3 separate regions of the Homo sapiens genome follow, and regions 2 and 3 are each linked to region 1. The links are chromatin loops, found by intact Hi-C in ENCODE. Cell type or tissue: mammary epithelial cell. All regions are shown on one strand.

What was found. A loop is a pair of places that touch in the nucleus more often than their neighbours do. Peaks named below come from ENCODE experiments on the same cell type or tissue, not always from the same donor. Only the 100,000 strongest peaks of a DNase experiment are listed, where the experiment ranks them.
Region 2: it touches region 1 in a loop (4-fold over the local background); 9 of 110 quality-filtered maps call a loop at or near these places.
Region 3: a loop joins it to region 1, with 7 times the contacts of the local background. A loop is called at or near these places in 32 of 110 quality-filtered maps.

What each region holds. Positions count from the first base shown.
Region 1 is chr2:201,791,246-201,799,245 of GRCh38, reverse strand. No RefSeq gene overlaps it. Among named protein-coding and RNA genes, the nearest start is that of CDK15, 11 kb to the left of the region's middle. In mammary epithelial cell, CTCF peaks have their summits at 156 and 3,170; DNase peaks (open chromatin) are centred at 165, 795 and 3,165; H3K27ac peaks cover 2,763 bases.
Region 2 is chr2:202,274,540-202,282,539 of GRCh38, reverse strand. It overlaps NOP58 (NOP58 ribonucleoprotein), which reads right to left. Exons shown (of 15, transcript NM_015934.5): 2 at 7,351-7,427; 3 at 4,538-4,590; 4 at 68-189. SNORD70 (small nucleolar RNA, C/D box 70) reads right to left here and starts at 6,109; the gene lies at 6,022-6,109. SNORD70B (small nucleolar RNA, C/D box 70B) reads right to left here and starts at 4,427; the gene lies at 4,353-4,427. In mammary epithelial cell, a CTCF peak has its summit at 3,402; DNase peaks (open chromatin) are centred at 3,969, 4,329 and 6,049; H3K27ac peaks cover 4,152 bases.
Region 3 is chr2:201,857,353-201,865,352 of GRCh38, reverse strand. All of the region lies in intron 10 of CDK15 (cyclin dependent kinase 15), which reads right to left. Among named protein-coding and RNA genes, the nearest start is that of CDK15, 55 kb to the right of the region's middle. In mammary epithelial cell, a CTCF peak has its summit at 4,610 (motif pointing left); a DNase peak (open chromatin) is centred at 4,602.

The sequences.
Region 1 (8,000 bases):
GTCTCGAATTCCTGACCTCAGGTGATCCACCTGCCTCAGCCTCCCAAAGTACTGGGATTACAGGTGTGAGCCACCACGCCCAGCCAATTCTTAAGTCACACTTCTTCCTGGAGTACCCTAACTTGAAACTGACATGCTGAGAGTGCTGTCTGCTGACAGTCAACAGAACTGCAGGCACATGGTATCTAGGTCTCCTTTGTAGCCTTACACACATACCTATCTGTTCTTTCTTTATATCATACTATTATTTCATAATAGTATGCTATTTGTTTACTTGTACTTGCTTTTCACAATGAAGTTGATGTTGCAAATTCCAGTGTTATCTTCTGTTTCCATTGTTTTTAATAAAGAGTAAGGTTCGAAACTGGTGAGTTATTCAGTTTTTACTGACTTTAAAAGACCATTCTTGGGGCCTGCGAATAATATGCTTAGGTTTCTAGCCTTAAATTCCATGGTCCTTGCCTTGATACTAGATTCCTGCCTCTCATTCAGGCTTTCTCCACATCCTGGACTTCACTCCTGAAACAAGATTACTGGTTGTGGATCAAAATTCTTTTAACTACAAATGGAATGCTCAAGAATGCTGAGTGATTCCATATGTGTAGGTCCACATTCTAAATCTACTGGAAAGCATTTGACGTGAAAAAAAAAAAAAGACATTGCACAGGCAGGTAAGGAAATCTCATTGCAAGGTGTTCTTGTGACAGAATGGCTTAGCTTGTGAAACAATGCCATTCCAGTAGTCCTCCCCAATCCATGGTTCTGCTTTCCATGGTTTCAGTTACCCGTGGTCAACCACAGTTTGAAAATATTTAATGAAAAATTCCAGAAATAAACACCGCATAAGTTTTAAATTGCACGCCATCCTGAGTAGTGTGATAAAAATCTCACACTAACCTGCCCAGGATGTGAATCATCCCTTTGTCCAGCTTATTCACCCTGTATATTCTTCCCTCTTATTCGTTACTTTGTAGCCCTCTAGGTTATCAGATCAACTGTATCTCAGCGCTTGTGTTCAATAACCCTTATTTTACCTAATGGCCTCAAAGCGCAAGACTAGTGATGCTGATATATTGTTACAATTGTTCTATTTTATTATTAGTTTTTGTTATTAATCTCATATTGTCCCCAATATAAATTAAACTTTATCATAGGCATGTATGTATAGGAAAAAACGCAGTGTATATAGATGTTCGGTACTAGCTTTGATTTCAGGCATCCACTGTAGGTCTTGGAACACATATCCCTCGCCGCTCACAGATAAAGGGGGACTGCTGTGTACTGAACACTGTACCTAAAAAAGGACTCGTCATCTCAAACTGTAGGAATACTTGGGATAGCTGTAGAAGCAGGGAAAGTGGAAGACTTCTTTCTTCCAGTCTAAACAAAAAAGAAAATTATGCTTCTACAGACTGGATACTTTCTGTTTTTCTTTGCATTTATACGGTTGATTGGTTTCTTGAGTCTGAATGGACTATGGGAAAATTCCAGAAAGGACTTGAACTGATGATGTGATTCCCCTGAAATGGAGAACCACAACTTTATATTTAATTTTCCACTCTCAGTATAACAGCATGAATTTTTAAAAGAATGACTCAACGTTCTTTTTATAAAGAACAGGTTGCAAATATAGCACAATCAGGTCCCAGAGTGAGGCAACTTGTCATGAATTTAGTCCAAGTCTTCTGGCTCTAGGAAGTGAAAATAAGAAGGCAAACACATGGTTTACTTACATTTACTCATAACCATTCTGTGGCAAAATTATTAAATAATTTGCCCAAATAAGCAAGATGTGGTAGAACTAGGATTTGAACCAAGGTGGATCAGCTGCAGAGGCCATACTTTTAGCCTACTTCACCATTTTCCTTCTCCATACAATTTAAGAATGTGGAGATGATGAGTCATACCAGAGTTTTTGTGCCCGCGCTTGCTTCTGCCTTCCTTCAGTAGGCATTATCACCGAATATGGCTACCATTTTGTATCTGTTCTAAACAAGCACTTTGCATACATTATCTTAGTTAATTCTGTGATGTAGATATTTATTCCCCCAATTTTGAATAAGAAAACTGCAAATTGTTCAAAGTTTTTTAGAGCATAGATATCAGAACTAGAATTTAAACTCACTGGTTCTGGGATCAGTGGCTCACGCCTATAATTCCAGCACTTTGGGTGGACGAGGTGGGTGGATCACCTGAGGTCAGGAGTTTGAGACCAGCCTGGCCAACATGGTGAAACCCCGTCTCTACTAAAAATACAAAAATTAGCTGGGTGTGGTGGTGTGCACCTGTAATCCAAGCTACTTGGGAGGCTGGGACAGGAGAGTTGCTTGAACCCGAGAGGCAGAGGTTGCAGTGAGCCAAGATTGCACCATTGCACTCTAGCCTGGGTGACAAGAGCAAAACTCTGTCTTGAAAAAATAAAAATAAATAAATAAACTCACTGGTATTGACACTAGGGACTTAGCCATATCTCCAACAATGAGGACCTGGGTACTGTGAGTAAGCACCCTTTCCCCTGACACAATGGGTCTGAGAGCTCAGCACATCATTCCTTGTATGTGGGATTTGCTTTTTGATACTCATGTGAAAAAACTTCCTCTCTGACAGGAAACATGCATTACTAAAATAGAGGCTGAGGTGAGCTTCCTCCACCTGCTGTCTTCAATTCCATGTCTCTCTCTCTAGCACTCCCTCACAGTCAGTGTACATGCAGAACAATCAGTCCACTATAGAAGTGCCCAGCCTATTGACTAAAGAATGATGATATCTTTGTACAACTTGTTAATTCCTGTGAAGTACACTGAAACGCTCCCATTAACTTCTTTAATATTATCCTAAAGTTTCCTGCTGTGTCAGAATAAAGTGGTCTGGCCTGGAAACCCTCCTTTTTCATGAAGTTCAGCACACTCCGCAGTACTAAAAACAGTAATTTTAGAACTGTTTGAAAAGTCTTCTGCAAGTTATTATTACTTTAAAATATGCTGCATGTTTTGTGGATGTATAAAATACAAATAAATGCAAGTTGCAAAACCTGATTTGTAAATTTCTGATATTCACAAATTGTGTGGGAGATCCTCTAAGACTCCCTCTTCCCATCTCAATCCCAGGGTGCCTGGACACTTTCTGGCTCTCTTTCCAGAAAGAAGACAGCCTTGTACCGACAGCACCACTCGGTGGTCAGGATGGAGAACTGACCAAATCAACTTTTCTTCCCTCCCAACTTTTTTTTCAAGATGATGATGCCCTTCCAAACCCCAAACCTCTTCACCTACCCCAATTTTCCTTGGACTTTGCTACTCACAGCCAAGTTGGTTCCACCTCAGGCACTCTTTCTCAAATGTACACACATCCTTTGTTAAAAAATCTTTTTTCTTTGCCCTATCCAGTTGCTTCATAACATTTTCTCACTCTTCCAACTGCCTTTATCACATACATAAGCCTAGCAGTTGCTAGGGCCAGACAAGCCGGACTTGGCCCCAAGGCTCTGAAATGTAGAGGGGCTAACCACACTTTTTAAAAATTAAGTATTTTAAAGCTTTGTGTAAAACTGATTAGGCCATTCACCCCTCAGAAATTCTGTCCTCCTCCCAGCTCCCAGCCCCTAGTATCCAGTTGGCTCCTGCCCATAGCAGAGTCTTCTATAGCAGCCAGGGATGGAGGTGCAAAGTAAGAAAAGAAAATGGAAAGGAAAAAAGGAAGGAAGAGAGGGAGGGAGAGAGGAAGAAAGAAAAAGAATGGAGAAAAAGAAAAAGAGGGAATATTTTCGCCTGGGGGACCCCTTATGTAGCTCCCTTCCTCACTGTTTCCCATGGGTGCTGGGACTGAGAGGAAGCATAAGGGGACCCCAAAACACTCAGTAGTTAAATGCATAAAAATAATAAATAATCTTATAATGCAATATTTCTAAAACAAACTTTAAAATTAAAATAGGCTGGATGCGCTGGCTCACTCCTGTAATCCCAGCACTTTGGGAGGCTGAGGCGGGTGGATCACCTGAAGTCAGGAGTTCGAGACCAGCCTGGCCAACATGGTGAAACTCCATCTCTACTAAAAATACAAAAATTAGCTGGGCGTGGTGGCGGGCACCTGTAGTCCCAGCTACTCGGGAGGCTGAGGCAGGAGGATCGTTTGAACCTGGGAGGTGAAGGTTGCAGGGAGCTGAGATCACACCACTGCACTCCAACCTGGGCAACAGAGTGAGACTCAGTCTAAAAAAATAATAATAATTAAAATAAAAATTAATGCACAAAAATCTATGACGAGCAAAATAATCAGTATCAGAATTTTAAAAAGAGAATAGTGGTTTCCAATCAGTCCACAGGTCCCAGGTCACTGGGCTGCCAGGAGGGCCCCCCCTCCCCATCCTCCTCTCTGCCCCAGCCCCTACAGAGAGGGTTGATCTCTATGTGAGAACAGATCGACAACACAGGGCTTTATATATAGGTGTTTCCCAAATTATAGGAATTATATTAATTTTTCTACTTGATTCAATATGTGGAAGGATATTTTGATATCCATAAGTATAAAGGCACACATTGTTCCTTCTGCTTTGGGCTCCCATATGGCTGGGCAGGGTGCTGTTTCTGCTCACCAACCCCTTCTTCGCTGTGCCCCACAACTCCATGGTTTCCGTGGATCTCTCGGTCCTGGTACCCTGAAACATGCTTTTCTCTAAGCACCGATATTCATGAAAAATGACTCACTCCATACCAAGGGTTTTTTCTTCTCATTTTCTAAATTACAAAATACTGCAAAAGCATTGCTTTCAGCTAAGAACGACATCATAAATCAGTAATTGTAAGTAAGCCCAGGAACTAAACCATTATTAACCTCACTGTTTCTATGGGAAAACAATTCACTTGCAAATAAATATCTGAGGCATGATTTTTTGGTAGATGGGGGACTAATGCTTTTTAAATAAAAACGTATATAGAAATGTATGTGTTATGCATTGTAATATGAAAAAAGAAGCTCTTTAGCCCTAAACTACTGCTCTTAATTTTTAGAAAAAAAAAGAAAGAAATTTTAAAAAGAAAAAAACAAACCAACCAGGGTGCTTGTAATGCCCAGCTTGAGATCAGAATGCTAGGCCATGTCAACAGTACAGGCTTTGCCAACAACACTGAGACAAGAAAAGAAAAAGACAGGGAAGTATAACACCATTAGGCACACATTGCATAAAACTATTCAGATATAGAAGAACATTTTATTTAAATATAGATATTTACATTTTATTAAAATATTCTTGCTTTGATGTCTAATTACTTATAAGTCAATATAGGATTTATGAATGTGTCTCAACCAGTCTCAAACAGCATGTGCTTCCATTTTAAAAATAGCAAGCTAGCATCTGCTTACCTGCAGCTGGTGATTAATCATTCAGTCCACTCATTATTTTTTGGTATGAGATGAATAGAAGCATTGCTATTTAAATCATTCCTCCAAATTACCGCATGTCATCAGCAGGTCTTTGCTCTTCACTTTGGGCTTTATCTTCTTGCATGAAGTTCAGCCACATAGTAAAATACTCCCAGATGTCAATGAGGGGTGAGTGCCCCTTTTCTAAGATCTCATCCACTTAGAATCTCAGCATATATTTTTTAAAAACAATAATCTAAGTTATTCTTAACTACCTTGTTTAACTTGAGAGAGGAAATGTAATCTAATTTAGTAAGAATAAAAAATGTAACATGCACACACACACACAAACACACAATCTCTATTTTAATAGTTAAGTAGAATAAGGTACCCAGACTACGACTGTACTTTGAAAGCGCAGAAGATCTTTCTGCGGTTTATTTATTTATTTATTTATTTTTGAGACGGAGTCTTGCTCTGTCGACCAGGCTGGAGTGCAGTGGCGCTATCTCCGCTCACTGCAAGCTCCGCCTCCCGGGTTCACGCCGTTCTCCTGCCTCAGCCTCTCTGGGTAGCTGGGACTACAGGCGTCCGCCACCGCGCCCGGCTAATTTTTTGTATTTTTAGTAGAGACAGGGTTTCACCGTGTTAGCCAGGATGGTCGCGATCTCCTGACCTTGTGATCCACCCGCCTCGGCCTCCCAAAATGCTGGGATTACAGGCGTGAGCCACTGCGCCCCGCCTGCAGTTTGTTTTTTTAAATGCCTCTTTGACCATTTCTGATTAAACATCCTCAAGTTCCCCTACTTACCTATGGAATCAAGTGTCGATTCCTCAGCTTGGCTTCTAACTGCCTGACTCTATCGTGCCCTACCTACCTGTGTTCACAGGAGCCACACCAGCAGCTCCTCTTTCTAACCAACCTTCCTTGCTCATCTGGCTGAACCTTCACGTGTTTCTCATCTGACATGTTCCCCTTCCTTTGTGCCTAGCCCTCCTTCAAGTCCAGACTGAGGTGCCATGTCTGCTAAACCTTTACTTGCTTCTTTGCCCTCCCCTCCCCAACACTGACTTTCCTCAAGGCTGAGCTCTGGGTCACTGTCTGATTTGTGCAATCTTTTTTTTTTTTTTTAATTTTTTTAAAGACGTTCTCGCTCTGTCACCCAGGCTGGAGTGCAGTGGCATGATCTTGGGTCACTGCAACCTCCACCTCCTGGGTTCAAGTGATTCTCCTGCCTCAGCCTCCCGAGTAGCTGGGATTACAGGAGTGCACCACCACACCCGGCTAATTTTTGTATTTTTAGTAGAGACGGGGTTTCACCATGTTGGCCAGGCTGGTCTTGAACTCCTGACCGCAGGTGATCCACCCACTTTGGCCTCCCAAAGTGCTGGGATTACAGGAATGAGTCACTGCGCCTGATCCTGATTTGTTCATTCTAATCACTATTTTTATTGTTTTCCTCACAAGATGGTAAGTATACTGTCAGGGTATGAACTAGATCTTCTACCTCTTTTAGAGTCCTAATAAACACTTGTCAAATTAAATAAGAGTACTTATATAAATGTGAATACACCTCTCCCACACACCCACACATACACACACACAGGATGGGCCCCTGGAACCAATGTTTACTTAGTATTCATTCCGATCCCCCTCTAAGGCATATCCCTGTACCACCCTCCCATGAATCTTATCCTCAGTTTTTAATACTGGCCTTCACTGACCTTGTTATTTCATTTCTGTCATCCTCTATCATCCCTTTCTTAAACCGCACTTTTTATATTAGTCCTGAACTCTACTTAACACCTTAATTTGTCCGGGCGTGGTAGTTCACACCCGTAATCCCAGCACTTTGGGTAGGCTGAGGTGGAAGGATCACTTAAGGCCAGGAGTTCAAGACTGGTGTGGGCAACATAGGGAGACCCTGTCTCTGCAAAAAATCAAAAAATTATCTGGATATGGTGGTACCTGCCTGTGGTCCCAGCTACTCAGGAGGCTGAGGCAGGAGGATCATTTGAGCCTAGGAGTTCGAGATTGCAGTGAGCCATGGTTGCCCCACTGTACTCCAGCCTTGGTGATAGAGTGAGACCCTGTCTCAAAAAATAAAAAATAAAATAAAAACACCTTGATTCATTAGGGGTTGAAGTAGGGAGAAAGCAGAGTATTTGGAGTTTGGAGACCTGGGTTTGAGTCTCCCACTTAGAATAGCTGAATTAACTTGGACAGGTCACTGGGCCTCAGTTTCTTCATCTGTATTTTGGGAATAATTATTCCTAGTATGGGGTTGTTTTGAGGATAAAATGCACACACAAAGAATTTTGCAAATAGTACATTAAAAATATATCATATTGCAACATTATTAAAATTAGTCCAAATATCATCACCTCCCAGAGGCTGCATCACATACCACTCCACACTTGTGGATCACTCTGGGGAAGAAAAGCCATTGCTTTCAGTCTTTTTGCCGTTTGAGACGAGGAAGATCCTTGTCTTGTATGACTTTTAAGGATAGGGAAGTGGGAAGAACTCTCTTCAATTCCTCCCAGTGGGCAGCCAATCACAGGATGTGAACTATAAGCAATGGCAACCAGGTAGGTGACAGAAAAGGCAAGTACTTATGTCTATTTCAATGAACTGCATT
Region 2 (8,000 bases), 480 kb before region 1:
TAGGCTTTGTAGTTGGTATGCTGTGAGATCTGACTAGCAGGCATGACCAAAAATATCGTGACTTTACCTTTATGACCCCTCCTAGTTTAGCATCAGCTACTGCCAGCGGTTCATGGGCTTCTTTTACTATTTTCTTCAGAACTTTTTTCAGCTGCTTATTGATTTTGCCCTCCATCAGAGCTGTGAATGCTTTTCAAGAAAAAGAAAAACAAAAGCATTAACTCTCAAATTTTTAACTTTGAGACCTTGCCCTAGTTGACACTTAAAAAAATAAAATAGGCCTTTCAAAGGGCTTGAATTTAATGTTACTTCTGAAATGAAATGATATATGTTTTATAAGTTACATGTTTCACAATTTCATTTGATCTTCCCACCCTCATTTTTGCTACAGAGCCAGGGGTAAAATCAGGTCCAGGGTTTCTTTCCTTCTCACAAGAATCTTCTCATGAACTCAAGGGAGAATCATGAAATCTTAGAAACAATCTTTTTGGGAAGACAAAACAGACTCACTTTCCTTTGTCATTTCAAATAGACTGTCCTGAAATATCCTAAAATCACATCAAAACTAGTAAAAATGAGTGTAATCATTTTCAAAGTTCTGCCATAATATAAACATGTTTGAGTGAAGGCCTTAGCTTTGCTTGTATCTCCACTTGTACACCTCCAGCAATGTAAAACTTAGTAGCAAAGGCTGCCTATTCTATTTTGAGACCGCTGGTATTTCTGGCAAGTTCTAAATCAGCTGCTTTATATTTCTCACCCTTCCTTAGACCTATATTCCCTTTTTCTGGACCCACACGAACTAATACCTCTTCTGAAATTTATCTGACATTTGACTGAGGTAAAAGTATGCTTGGGTTACCCAGGCATGGTGGTGTGTACCACCAGCCTGGCCAACACGGCGAAACCCTGTCTCTACTAAAAATACAAAAATTAGCTGGGTGTGGTGGCATGTGCCTGTAGTCCAGCTACTGGGGAGGCTGAGCTGGGACAATCACCTGAGCCCAGGGAGTTCAAGGCTGCAGTGAGTCATGATCATGCCGCTGTACTCCAGCAGCCTGGTGACAGACCCTGTCTCAACAAAACAAAAACAAAAAACATAAAAAGTATGCTTGGGCTGCGCGTGGTGGCTCAAGTCTGTAATCCCAGCACTTTGGGAGGCTGAGGCTGGCAGATCACCTAAGGTCAGGAGTTCGAGAGACCAGCCTGGCTAACATGACGAAACACTCTACTAAAAATACAAAAATTAGCTGGCCCTGGTGGCTCACGCCTGTAATCCTAGCTACTCGGGAGGCTGAGGTAGGAGAATCGCTTGAACCCAGAGGTGGAGGTTAAAGTGATACCGTGACATTGCACTCCAGCCTAAGTGACAAGAGCAAAACTCCATCTAAAAAAAAAAAAAGAAAAAGAAAAAGAAAAGAAAAATGCTTGGCAGGAATGAAGGTCTATCAACAATTTCCAAGGTCAGGCAGTTTGTGCTTAATAAGTCAGGTCTTGCTCTTCCCTCCTGATCGTATATCCATTCGAATTATGATCAAATGGATAATCCCAGCACTTCAGGAGGCTGAGGTGAGCGGGTCACGAGGTCAGGAGATGCGACCATCCTAGGCAACATGGTGAAACCCCATCTCTGCTAAAAATACAAAAATTAGGTGAGCGTGGTGGCATGAGCCTGTAATCCCAGCTACTCAGGAGGCAGAGACTACAGTGAGCTGGGATCGCGCCCCTGTACTCCAGCCGAAGATCAGTATCAAAAAAAAAAAAAAAAAGACTTGCAAGTTGAAAACACAATCAAGAATAAAAATAAACCACTTCATGCAAATAGCATATATGAATGTCTGAGACCAATACAAATTCAACATCACACCCCAACAGACCCTATTTCTTTATTTAAAAAAAAAAAATGATGGCCAGGCACGGTGGCTCATGCTTGTAATCCCAGCACTTTGGGAGGCCAAGGCGGGTGGATCACCTGAGGTCAGGAGTTCCAGAGCAGCCTGGCCAACAGGCAAAACCCCGTCTCTACTAAAAAATACAAAAATTAGCTGGACATGGTGGTATCACCTGTAATCTCAGCTACTTTGGAGGCTGAACCCAGCCTCCTGGGAGAATTACTTGAACTCAGGAGGTGGAGACTGCAGTGAGCCGAGATCATGCCACTGCACTCCAGCCTGGGTGACAAAATGAAACTCCATCTCCAAAAAAAAAAAAATCTTTTTTGAGAGGGGGTCTTGCTATATTGCCCAGGCTGATCTTAAATTCCTGCCCATCTTAGCCCCTCAAAGTGTTGGGATTACAGGTGTTAGTCACTGTGCCTGGTCTCATCAAACTCTAAGGCTATGAGGTTTAAAATGTACACTGTGACATTTACAGCCATTTAGTTGTGGTTCTGTCATGTCAAAACTGCCTTATAATAGGCAGTGAGAACTGAATTCCCAGGGGAAGGATTCTGCTTTCTTAATTAGCTGATGTTCATTTAACTTTCTGGTGAAAACAGATAGGAAAAGGCATTGTAAATGTTTCTATGACAGCATTCCTGATAAAATTCACTATTTTCATTCATTTTCCCCAAAATATTTATTATAAACCTTCTATAGCTGTATACTTTGCTAGCGTCTAGGAATTTGACAGTACAGAACAGTCTCTGCCCTCATGGAGCTTAGACTGGGGGGAATTGACTTTAAATTCTCAACTACTATGGCATTTTGTCCATTTACTGTACACTACTTAATTTTATGTTATTTTCCAGAAGGAGTCTCGCTCTGTTGCCCAGGCTGGAGTGCAGTGGTGCAATCTTGGCTCAGTGCTATCTCTGCCTACCAGGTTCAAGTGTTTCTCCTGCCTCAGCCTCCCGAGTAGCTGGGACTAAGGTGTGTGCCACCACACCCGGCTAATTTTTGTAATTTCAGTAGAGACGAGGTTTCACCATGTTGGCCAGGCTGATCTTGAACTGACCTCAGGTGATCCGCCTGTCTTGGCCTCCCAAAGTGCTGGGATTCCTGGCATGAGCCACCGCACCCAGCCTTATTGTACATTATTTTAAATAATACAAAGAAGCTAGGTAAATGAATCTGGAAATACTGCTTAAATTTCAAGTTTTATCATCTGTAACATAGAGATGATGGTTATCTGCCTCACAGGATTCAAGAATTAAATAACAATTATGAAATCATAAGCATAAATCTGACAATCAGTATGTGCTCAATATATTAGGTATTAATAGTAAAAACCTGCTTGTTTGAGCAAAAGCTTGGCTTGTCCATTTAATACAGTTTAATAAGGACTGGCCAGATATATCCCAAGCAGATTAAAGATCGTATGCAAAAAGGAATTCAGAAGAGGCTACTTGAGATCAGGACTAGGAACTGTTCATATCCCAGTCTATGTCAACAACACCCCCTAGAGTTTGAATACAGCTAACACAATCTTGCTTGGAATCTTACCAAATGTTTACCCATACTTAAAAGCTGTGATGAACAGGCTATCTTTTTAAAAATTCTCCAAGTTAATATTACCACAGTTTTTTTTATGGCTGTATATAACTCTAATTACTGAAGAGTTGGTGAAGCAGCCCTAGAACTATGTTTATAAAACAAAGAAACTGGCCCTATGGGTCTTCCTTCAGCCTACCCCTCTGCCAAGGTTAGGGTGGTCTGTTATGTTCCAGCATGTTTAGTTGGATTCCAAATTTTCAGACAAAAACTGTACCTTTCTCCTGTGGTTATTTAACAAAATTTTTTGCATCTGTCATATTCTTGCCCAGCTTTAAGCCATATTCTTCCTCACGGTCCTTCATTTTCAAACTACACCGCCAAATAGTTGGCTGATTTGTGATAAAGAATTCAGGCAGTTGAAAATTTAATGATTTGGGCTTTATATCTGCTCTTCCTGTTTTCCCTAACACTTAAAAAAACAAAACTGTAAGACCTACTGCAGTCAATTACAGTAAATAAACCCGATCACTCTGTTGTCCCGTGATGAAATCTAGTTGAAGAGTATGAGTCATCCATTCTTCTGAATCTTTTAAAAATAACACCTCTGTCAGTTTCTGTATAACTCTGAATATTGATATGTTTTTTTGAACTAAAAATCTATACCCCCAGAAGAGCTTTTTAAATTATTTTTCAACTGTGAATCCTGGCTGTTCTCAGGATTACAACTCTACCCTTGGATTAAAATGAGGAGAGAGCTGTATACTTGACCACATTACCTTGGTCCCTTGTAGAACACCTTTTACTGAATTGTGCTTCAGCATTATGTTGCTGGTTTCCACAGGGAGATCAACTTAACCACTTCTCACCTCTCCTCACACATGGGGAAAACCAGCCCTATGGTGAAAAAAGCTAACTCAATGTTGTCTCAGTGGTAGTGACGAATGAGTCAGATCACTTAAATTCAGTTCCAATAAGAATGCATCATTGACAACATTGAATAAGGTTAACACAGGCAACTGAAGCAAACAACCTTTTAAACAAGAAAAACAAACGGCTAAGACTTAATTTTTTCAAAAAAGCAAGCTTCTAATTTTTTACTTTACCTGCTAATGCTTCTGCTGTATCCTGAAATTTCTCAAAATGTTTTAGCTTTACTCTAGAATTAAAAAAAAAAGAGATAAACATGTTATTGGGGGCAGTGCGTTGATTCAAAAGCCACATAACTTGGAAAGAAGTGCTTGACTGTTTCCAAAGCACACACCAATAAAACATGCCTACCATTGTGTATCAGGGTGTGAAGTTAGATATTCTTCATACAATTACTAGTTTTTCTAAATGTTAGGCTAGTAATGCTTGGATTATTAAAAGAAAGTTGTAGGCTTTGGAGGAAATTTTGGCCAAGAGTAAAGATGTTGAAGCTTTAATACAAACCCCTGTTGCATAAAGCTGTACAGAGATGACTTTATTATACAGCATAGAATTGACTCAAGAAAACGTACGTGAGTCCTTTTTAGGAATCTCATGATATTCATTTGTCTATCCTGTACAAATGCCATTAAAAAAAATAGCTTATTGTCAGGTCTCATTCTTGTTACATCCTAACCCTTTATGGTTTTTTGTTTTTTTTTTTGAGACAGAATCTCACTGTCACCCACGCTGGAGTGCAGTGGTGCGATCTCGGCTCACTGCAACCTCTGCCTCCCGGATTCAAGCAATTCTCCTGCCTCAGACTCCCAAGTAGCTGGGATTACAGGCATGTGCCTGTGCCACCATGCCTGGCTAGTTTTTGTTTTTTTTTTTTGAGACAGAGTCTCACTCTGTCGCCCAGGCTGGAGTGCAGTGGCGCAATCTCGGCTCACTGCAAACTCCACCTCCCAGGTTCATGCCATTCTCCTGCCTCATGCCATTCTCCTGCCTCAGCCTCCCAAGTAGCTGGGACTACAGGCACCCGCCACCACACCTGGCTAATTTTTTGTATTTTTCGTAGAGACGGGGTTTCACCGTGTTAGCCAGGATGGTCTCCATCTCCTGACCTCATCATCCGCCCGCCTTGGCCTCCCAAAGTGCTGGGATTACAGGCGTGAGCCACCGTGCCCAGCCCCCATGGCTGGCTAATTTTTTTGTATTTTTTAGTAGAGAAGAGGTTTCACCATATTGGCCAGGCTGGTCTCAAACTCCTGACCTTGTGATCCACCCACCTCGACCTCCCAAAGTGCTGGGATTACAAGCGTGAGCCACCGTGCCCGGCCCCCTTTATGTTTTTGAGACAGGGTCTCACTTCACTCTGTCACCCAGGCTGGAATGCAGTGGTGCAATCACAGCTCACTGCAGCCCTGACTTCCCGAGCTCAAAGGATCTTCCAGCCTCAGTCTCCCAAGCAGCTAGGACTATAGGTGTGCACCACCACACCCAGCTAATTTTTGTTTTTGGTAGAGATGGGGTTTTCCTATATTGCCCAGGCTGGTCTTGAACTCCTGGGCTCAACTGATCCGCCTGCCTTGGCCTCCCAAAATGCTGGGATTACAGGTGTGAGCCATCACGCCCAGCCTCAGGGTAGTATTTTATCCAGAAAGAAACATATAGTTGATTCATCGTTGTCTCAGTGGTAGTGACGAATATTGAGTCAGATCACTTAGATTCAGTTCCAAGAAGAATACATCATTGACAACAACGAATCAGATTAACCCAACAAAGCATATAACCCTTTAAGAAGGAAAACTAGTCTTCTAGTTGCCTAAAACAGTGTCATCTTTTTTTTTTTTTTTGGAGACAGGGTCTCACTCTGACACCCAGACTGGAGTGCAGTGGCGCAATCTCGGCTCACTGCAACTTCCGCCTCCCAGGCTCAAGGGATTTTCCTGCCTCAGCTTCCTCCCAGTAGCTGGGATTACAGGCATGTGCCACCACGCCCGGCTAATTTTGTGTTTTTAGGAGAGAGGGGGTTTCACCATGTTGGCCAGGCTGGTCTCGAGCTCCTGACCTCAAATGATCCACCCACCTTGGTATCCCAAAGTACTAGGATTACAGACATGAGCCACCACACCAGGCAACAGTGTCATCTTAAGCAAGGTTTTCTTATCTGGTAAGGGAACATACTAGTGTGGTCCCTTAAATATACATACAAATACGAAGATTTAGGCCAGGTGTGGTGGCTCACGCCTGTACTCCCAGCACTTTGTGAGGCCGAGGCAGGCGGATCGCCTGAGGTCAGGAGTTTGAGACCTGCCTGACCAACATGGCGAAACCCTGTCTCTACTAAAAATACAAAAATTAGCTGGGCATGGTGGTGGGCACCTGTAATCCCAACTACTTGGGGGACTGAGGCAGAAGAATAGCTTGAACCCAGGAGGCGGAGGTTGCAGTGAGCAGAGATTGCGCCATTGTACTCCAGCCTAGGTGACAGAACAAGACTCTGTCTCAAAAAACAAACAAAAAAACCAAAGATTTAACATCTACACTAAGAATGAATCTTCCATGAAATTGTGATGAAAGAAAAAGTAGTTCATGCTAGTTTTGATGTTGCAAAACTCAAAAAGCAGGTTACAACCCCTGTGTGCGGTAAGTGCTTAGTTAAGATAAAAAAGGTATTACATTTGTGTGTGGAAGACACGAAGACAAATGTGTTCCTACTGACAGCAATCACATTTGGTACTATCCGAGGTTTAAAGTATCCACAGGGTCTTCTGGAACATAATCCCTGTGGGTAAGGGGGAGACTACTGCCTTCAAATTAATTGAGATGGCCTATATTCCAAGTAAAACATTTGTAATAATTAGGTTCATACCAAAATTATTCCTGAAACAGATTTCAAAACAGAAAACTACGAATGTAACATTATATAAATCAGGGAAAAATGTAAAAAATAAAACAAGCCCTAAATGTTAACTGCTAAATTATTGATTTCAAGAGTACTTACATTTTGTTTGCTTTCTCTGGAGTTTCAAATTCTTTCCATAAACTATCAACCTCTTGAAGTTTCTTCTCATTTAGAACCTGTAATAAAATGTTTAAATAGTTTTATTTAAATGGTACAGGTGAGGCATATACAGCTGCATTCTTCAAATACAATTTTACATGTAAAATGAAGGTGTAGAAGCTATTTCTTTCACTAAGATAATGAACTAGTTTTCTTACCCTGCATGTAATTTTGGTCAAATTACTAGTTCGAATTGCCCATTTAACAGCTAAATGGAATTCAGATCTAGTCCAGTCAGCTGTAGTACAGTGGCTATTCAGTCTAGAATCTACCTGGCCTCAAGAGATATTCCTGCCCCAGCCTTGGGCCGTAGCTGGAGCTATGGGGTCCTAGGGGGTAGGGCAGGGAACCTTTCTTTTTATTTTTTTGAGATGGAGTCTCGCTCTGTAGCCCAGCCTGGAGTGCAGTGGAGCAATCCTGGCTCACTGCAACCTTCACCTCCTGGGTTTATGAGATTCTAGTGCCTCGGCCTCCTGAGTAGCTGGGATTACAGGTGTGCACCACTGCACCTGGCCGAGAACCTTTCTTTTAAAAGAGCCATTAATCCCTTTACAGTAAAGTATTGTAATCATTAAAAACTTTAATTTGCG
Region 3 (8,000 bases), 66 kb before region 1:
AATGGGCATAGTCAGGACTCTCCCCTCTCTTAGAGGCAGGGCTATGACTGAACTCTGTCTACCCCAACAAATGATTTTTGACCTATGGCTTGATCATGCTTTTCAGTGAGTGTTGTATTTAATGAGGCATCATTTGACATTGACAACTCCTTGTAGTCTCCACAAATATTGAAGGGCCACCACATGCAGCCAATGAGCTCAGCATTGAGAATACACAGGCATGGAACCCAGCCCTCTTCCAGTGAGTGCTGGCCATATGATTTCCATGGTATTGCTAGGATTACCTACTAGTCTCCTTTAGCTCCTCTGGCTGTTCCTTCTCAGCTTCTAAAGACTCCCTTCCCTCTACCCAGTCCTGCAGTACTGGCCCCACAGGGTTCCCTCATTGTCCTTTCTTCTTTCTCTACACTCTCTCCTTTGGGCAACTAAATTCACACCTGAGGCTTTAAATACCGATTTAAGCATGTGACTTCTGTATTTCTAGGCTGGACTTTTGTACTCACAGTTTATATTTCTACTTGCTTTTTAGATATCTCCATTTTGTGGTTCCACAGATACCTTAATCTCAAAATGTTAAAACCTTATACTCATTACCTTCTCTATAAATCTGTTCCTTCCCCCTTCTGTTTCCTTTGAATAAAATAGCAGGGGTGGCCGGGCACAGTGGCTCATGCCTGTAATCCCGGCACTTTGGGAGGCCAAGCTCACATCTCTTTCTTTAAAAACCATCCCTAGGGCAGGCACGGTGGCTTATGCCTGTAATCCCAGCACTTTGGAAGGCCGAGGTGGGTGGATCACTTGAGGTCAGGAGTTAGAGACCAGCCTGACCAACATGGTGAAACCCCCGTCTCTACTAAAAATACAAAAATTAACTGGGCATGGGGCCGCACACCTGTTATCCCAGCTACTTGGGAAGCTGAGGCACGAGAATCACTTGAACCCTGGAGGCGGAGGTTGCAGTGAGCCAAGATCGCGCCACTGTACCCCAGCCTGGGTGACAGAGTGAGACTTCATCTCAAAAAATAAATAAATAAAACTATCCCTAAATTCCCCAAATTAAGAGGGCCATTTCCCTAGTTCCTTCTTTTCTTTTATTTTCCTGTTCTTTCTTGTCATATCACAGCCAAGTCCAAGATTTCCCTAGTTTCTTAAAGATCCCCAGGCAATGCTGCTGTAGTATACTTCCCACATTGTATTATTTATTTATTTTCCCCTCTAGACTATATTCCTGGAAGGCAGGTACCAGTGTCATATTTATTTTTTACTCTCTCAGTCCCTAGTACCTAGCATTCAATACATATTTGCTGAATAAATAAGAAGTAGATGGTTGGATGAAAAATAAAAATGAAATAAATATATTAAACCTTACTTTAAAAACGTTAAAGTAACTCAGGTGAGCCCACTTGTATACCTGCTCTGTTTATGTGTGTTTCTTTTGTTGTTGTTGTTGTTTTTCTGAGATGGAGTCTCACTCTGTTGCCCAGGCTAGAGTGCAGCAGCATGATCTTGGCTCACTGCAGCCTCTGCCTCCTGGGTTCAAGTGATTCTCCTGCCTCAGTCTCCTGAGTAGCTGGGATTACAGGTGCCTGCCACCACACCTGGCTAATTTTTGTATTTTTAGTAGAGACAGGGTTTCACCATGTTGGCCAGGCTGATCTCGAACTCCTGATCTCAAGTGAACCACCCGCCTCGGCCTCCCAAAGTGGTGGGATTACAGAAGTGATCCGCCCGCCTCGGCCTCCCAAAGTGCTGGGATTACAGGAGTGAGCCACCACACCCAGCCCCAGCTCTGTGTTTTACAGAGCTTGATGGTGCAAAGCACTGGCCATAAACATGGAGAAGGAGGCTCTGGTTTGAGCCATTTACATGTTATTTGGCACCTTGAGGCAGGCCTCTTTTATTCTTCAACTTGGAAGGAACTTTTATTTCTTTTTAACATTAAGAACATTTATTTATTATTTTTTAATTAATAAATTAAAATTGTATATATTCTTGGAGTTTTACTTTAGAAAAAATACTTTTTACCTGCTTTCACTCACTTGCAATTTTTCCTAATCTTAATTACTTTAAGATCATCTACTCCTCCCTCAATAAAAACTAATAATTGACACCAAATAAATTAAAGATGAGAAAACTAAAAATAAATGTAGAAACTAGAAGCAACCATTAATGAAGATCAAAGTGGCTGTGTATCTAAATTAATTTCACTGACTGATTTGGGGGACGGGTTAATAAAGATGTTAATAGTAACTCCCCAGGAGCTTTCAGCAGCGCTCCAGAAGTGAGACAGTAATGAGCCCAATCGAGGTTCATAGATTCAGTGAACGCCAGTGGCTTCATTAGCTGTAGCGAGGGAGGCTGCTGGAGTCCCAGGGTAGGAACTCCACTCAGATTACACTCCTGAAATATGTCGCCAGGCTCACAGATTCTAAAATCACGTCTGGGTGGAAAGACATAATCATTTGGAAATGAACCTGCAAAAGTTTATGGCCAGTCCCCAGTCTAGGGCACTGTTTTAATTACCAAATCATTATATCTGCCCTTTGATAATTAAGGTAAAGTGGAATACGGCTACGACCCACTTGGAGTCCAACAGGTGTGGATATTCTAGGTCACCCCCTTCCTGGTTAGGTGACCCTAAGCAAGTCACATACCTCTCTCAAAGCCTCAGCTCTCTCATCAGTAAAGTAGGGTTTACAACATTGTCTCTATCTGATAAGGCTGTTGTGAATCAAAGTAAAGTAAAATATGTAAAGTGTCTAGCTCATAGTTAGTCCTCAATTATTATTACCATTATTAAGGTGAATAATAACTTACATGTTCTTCTTTGCAAAGCAGACAATAAGAATTATTTAGAGTCCAAGAGGGTGCAATTGGAACTAGAACTCAGGTTTTCTAACTCTTAGTCATTGATTTCATTTCACAAATATCTACTGACTACTTATTATGTGCCAGGTAGGGGGCTTGTGTAAAATACTAGAAGCACTAGAAGTGGTCAGGTGTGCTCTGTAGAAAACTTCAGCACTCTTTCCACTATACCATGTTTGGGTGAAATTAACAATGGTAACACTAATGTTGTCTGTGATTTAGTAGCCCTTACTAGATACCCATTATGTAGCATGTAGATGACAAGGATTCTCCCAGGGAAAGGCCCTGTGGGTACAGAGTGGGCAGACATATTACTGCAGTCTAGGTGTGGGGAGCAGAATGGACCCATCACCAAATAAGAACAGCCTTAACGGGCACACAACTGACTTAGGTAGGCATTTGAAAACTCAGAGTCAGCTCTTAGGATGTGCGGATTCAGGCAAGGTTTAGGCCATGCAAGTAAAAACAAAAGTCAGTTCTGGTGCCTGGAGGTATTTCTGACCTCTAGAAGAAAGCCAATATTTCTAAGGGAGCAGAGATAGCATCAGTTCTCACACACCTGTCACTGGGTCTGAACCATGGCAAGTCACTGAGCAGCTGAACTTCCACACTGTGTAAAAAACCAAATGGAGGCAGTGGCTCACACCTGTAATCCCAGCACTTTGGGAGGCTGAGGCAGGTAGATCACTTGAGGTCAGGAGTTCGAGACCAGCCTAGCCAACATGGTGAAACCCTGTCTCTACTAAAAATACAAAAATTAGCTGGGTTCAGTGGCGTGCGCCTGTATTCCCACCTACTCGGGAGGCTGAAGCAGGAGAACCGCTTGTACCCAGGAGGCGGAGGCTGCGGTGAGCCGAGATCATGCCACTGCACTCCAGCCTGGGTGACAAGTGAGACTTCATCTAAAAAAAAAAAAAAAGAAAAAAAAAAAAACAAACCAACAAAAAAAACTGAATGGGAACTTTTATTGAGTACCTACTAAAAGTTAGGCACTATAGCAGATGCAATTCAATATAATTTATTTTTCAGACTCATCCTGCAAAATGAGACAGAGGGATACAACATGATTAATGAAAGGAGAACAAGGTTTGGATGCAGATTTCAGCCATTTCCAATAAGTATACACCTCTCTGTGAGCCTAGGAGAAAGCCTCTGTTTCCTCATCTGTAGAATCGGGCTACTCCACCCAGCATCGATCTTGGCAGGCAGTAATAGGATTAGCAATTGTGTATGTTCTGTGTCTGGCACATAGGAAACACTTTTACAATGATAGGATTTCTCCCATTTTGCAGATTACAGAACTAGGAAATAAGTAACTTCCTCAAGTTACCCCAGATAGTAAAAGGGGGAGCTTGGACTTACAGTTCCATATGAATTGATGCCTGCAGTTAAAGCCTCTTTTATCAATATCTTTCCCCTTAGTTCAACCCACTGAATAACTCCCTTGGCTAATAGCTCATACAACCAAGCTGATGCCGACCCAGATGCAGACCTTAGCTTGTGCTCACAGCAAACACAGAGACTTGCTCAGAACTCATTGAGCCCAAAGCAGAATAGCTCTTTATCATCCCAGTGGGGACAAGGATCATTTTAATCATCTTCTGTCTCATAGTGGTTTCAGACGCAGTGAAGCTCTCACACTGGATTTAAGGTCAAAATGAGACATTCCTAGAACAAGGCTGCATTGCTGCAGTACGATGCTGTCCGATGTCAGTATGCCATCCATGCTGTTTCTTGCTTCCACCTGGTGGTCAGAAGTTGATAAAGCAAGCATACTGAAAAACAACTGGGCATCCCTTGGCCTGTCGCTTATGGTACATCTGATTCTGGTCCCTGCAGGGCTTTTAGTACCGCTTTCCTGCCTTTTGATTTTCATTACGTTCTTCTAGTGGAAAAACTTCCCACGTGCAGTGTTCTTTCCTAGGACTAAAATAACCAGGATAATCCCGGATGCTTCCCTGCGGCTGAGCTCATGTCACAAATCAGGCATGATTTTCAGCAGATATTTCTTTAAAAGTTTGAAGGCCTCTGTGGACCCTATTCCCTTCTTTATGGGAACAAGCATCAAAGAGACAGGAATAAAATGCTTTGCACGCACATCAGGAACTAATTGCCAATTTGGCAAATGCATTGACTAATGTCATGCACTGTTATTTCTAAATCCTCTCCTGTCCTTGACCCCCAGTATCTAGATGTAAACTTGGAACCATTAGTGGAGAAGGATAAAGTCTTCTGGTGCCTCAAATGGAATTGAGAGGGATTTAAACTCAGCGCTTTTGAGTTTGGTGAAATGAACCCAGCAGTACATTAATGCTAGGATTTGAGCTCACACAGCGTGAGCGCTTTCAAAAACCGTGTTTAAGGAAGCAAACAGAGCTATGACAGACCCTTTCAGTGGAGCAAAAGGAGTTGGATGAAACAATCAATGACACATTAAAAACCACAACTGGGCTGCAATCATGTAGGCAAGAAAAAAAGTTTCTCTTTATCGCAGGATCTTTGCATCTAATGAGATGGTGACTGGACAACCTCCAGAGGAGTAAGGCCTCCGTTTACTTTAGTTGAGAAATGTCTAAATATTTAGTTGATTCTCTTAAAAGCTCTACATGATTCTGTAGCAAACTGATTTCTAAGGTATGATCTTATCAGCTCTGTATTGCCATTGGAACATCTATTTAAAGGGAATTTGAGAAAGAAAAATCAGAAAATATTATTAAAAATACAAATGTTAACTTTTTCTCTCCCAAAATTAACTATTTTTAATACCCTTCAGATGCTTAGTTTAGGACCAATACCTTTCCAGCTAATACTTTCTCTTAATTTGTTCTAAATTGAGAGAACTCTCGACTGGGCTCCCCGCTGGGCTCCCTCAAATTGTACTGGCTGAATTCAAAGTTTGGGGGTGCTTATGACTACTTCGAATGAAATGGAAAGGAATGGAAATCTCATCCAGAATGGTATTCTCTGCTTCTTGTATATTCCTCCTTTCTATTGGTTCTGATGGTGAAACCTACACTGTATGGTTTGGCATAGCCACTGCCCAGGGCTTCAGTCTTCAAAGCGGAGTGGCTCCTGAGTGCATTTTCGTGGGAGTGGTAGGGAGAGCTAAGAAGGCTAAAGGAACTTTGTAAAAATGTCTCTAGAGGTTCGCCATTTGAATGCACAATACTGTCTTCTACTAGCAGATTTTAGCCAAGACCAACATTCAATTTGCTCTAAGTTTCTGGGATCTTCAGCGCCACAACTCCTGTCCATTCTAGCTACGGCATCCATTGGGGCTTTAAACTCTTCCAACTTTCTGATAGCAGAATCCTCTCCAGCTTGCGGTTCTTTATTGCTTCCTGTGGAGTATTATTAAGACTCACCAAACTCTCTCCCCTCCCCCACTGCAGGAGGCCCGCGCAGCCCCGGCCCGCCAGCTTGATTAATGTGTCTTGGCTAATTGTGTGAAAGACGGCAGCCCTTTAGCAAGTGTGACCAGTTTATTGTTCAGCCAATCACGGGCGCCTCAGTTAGCATGTGAAAAGGGGGTGTGCTGCCGGAGGAGGGTGAGTGTTCTGGCGGCTGAGTCAAAGGAGGAGCGTTTTGGGGGGTCACAGAGCAACACCCACTTCTTTGAGGGGATGTTACTATGCTCTACTAAACCTGTAAACCTCTTACTCAAAACACTTTTTTCTCCTCCCTCTTTTTTCAAGATTTATTTTTTTTCCCTTGGTGAAAGCAGGCAAGACACTGGGTACTCTGCAGATGGAGTTCACGTTCCAGGGTTTTTAATATTTCACTTTTATATTTCTGTTAGAGAATGATCCTGCTGAGAGTCTGGGAATCCGTGCTCGTCAGAACCCCCTCACTGACATTTGGATATATTGCTCTGAAAGCTATCCCAAGAGAAAAGATTAAACAAAAAAAGCGCCTACTTTTCAAAGCCTACTTTTCAATCTGCCCACATCAAAATAAGACAACTGGCCCTTTGAAGTGGAGGACACAGAGTTCTCAGCCAGCTTGCTTAAAACGGGGAGTGGGGGAGACAGAAAGGAAGGGAGGGAGGGAGTGAAAGAGAGAAGGAAGGAAAGAAGGGAGGGAAAGAGAGAGAGAGAAGGAAGGGAGGGAGGGAGAAAGGGAAGGAAGGAAGGGAGGGAGGGAGGGAAGGAAAAGCAAGTTTCCAAAATTATACAACCCTCTTACCTTGCCCAGGTTTAATCAGGCACTAGAATCTGAATTGATGGCTAGAAAACTTACAACCCTGCTCATCAAAGCTCCAAGAAAACAGTTAACTGTCAGAGAAATCCGACTGGGTCAGCATCAGGTGACTTTTTAAAAGCTGTACAAATGGAAACTTTGCTGTCCTCCTAGAGGTGTCCAGATAAGGCCTAGAAATGGAGGCATGGGTGTAGATGGACACTGGATGGTTCTCCCAAGTTCCGGACAACTGGACTCCCTCAAAATTGTACTGGCTGATTCAAAGTTTGGGGGCTCCTAGGACTACTTAGAATGAAAAGGAAAGGAATGGGAAGCTCATCCAGAATGCTGCTGACACGGTGCTCATCTGTGACACTTTCCTGGCTCCCAGCTTGTCTTCTGCTCCCCTTAATCACTGACATTCAAGTGTTTAGAAGCCACAGCAGCTCAGGGATGGGGATGGGTAGGGGGTGGCTCAAAAGGAACTTATTGACTCACGTAAGAGGATGTTCCTGAAATGCAGATGTTGGAGACCCTTTTAAAACACAGTCCTTGGGATTGAGTTATCAATAATACTGACCCCATGGCCCAAGATAGGCTGGACTTTTAAGATTTCCAAATCCAGGTTTAGACATCATGTCTATGGCTAAGGTTCCAACTCCCTTTGCTCCATAAGCTCAGCCTGGCCCACAGCCACAAACTCTCCAAGCCATGGAAGCAGGGCTCACAAATGAGCACCCCAGTAACAAAGAGAACTGGTGAAAGAGTGTGGGTGAATGAATCCAAACCCAAACACTAGAGATCCAAGAATGCACCCTCTCCATCTGTGTAGCCCCAGCGCACGGCACAGCACCTGGCAGATAGTAGGTACCTGAAAATTTTTGACTTATTTGGATTAAATTGAAAACTTAAAAGAAAAACAATGGATGATGAGCCCTATGGATGTTGGGCCT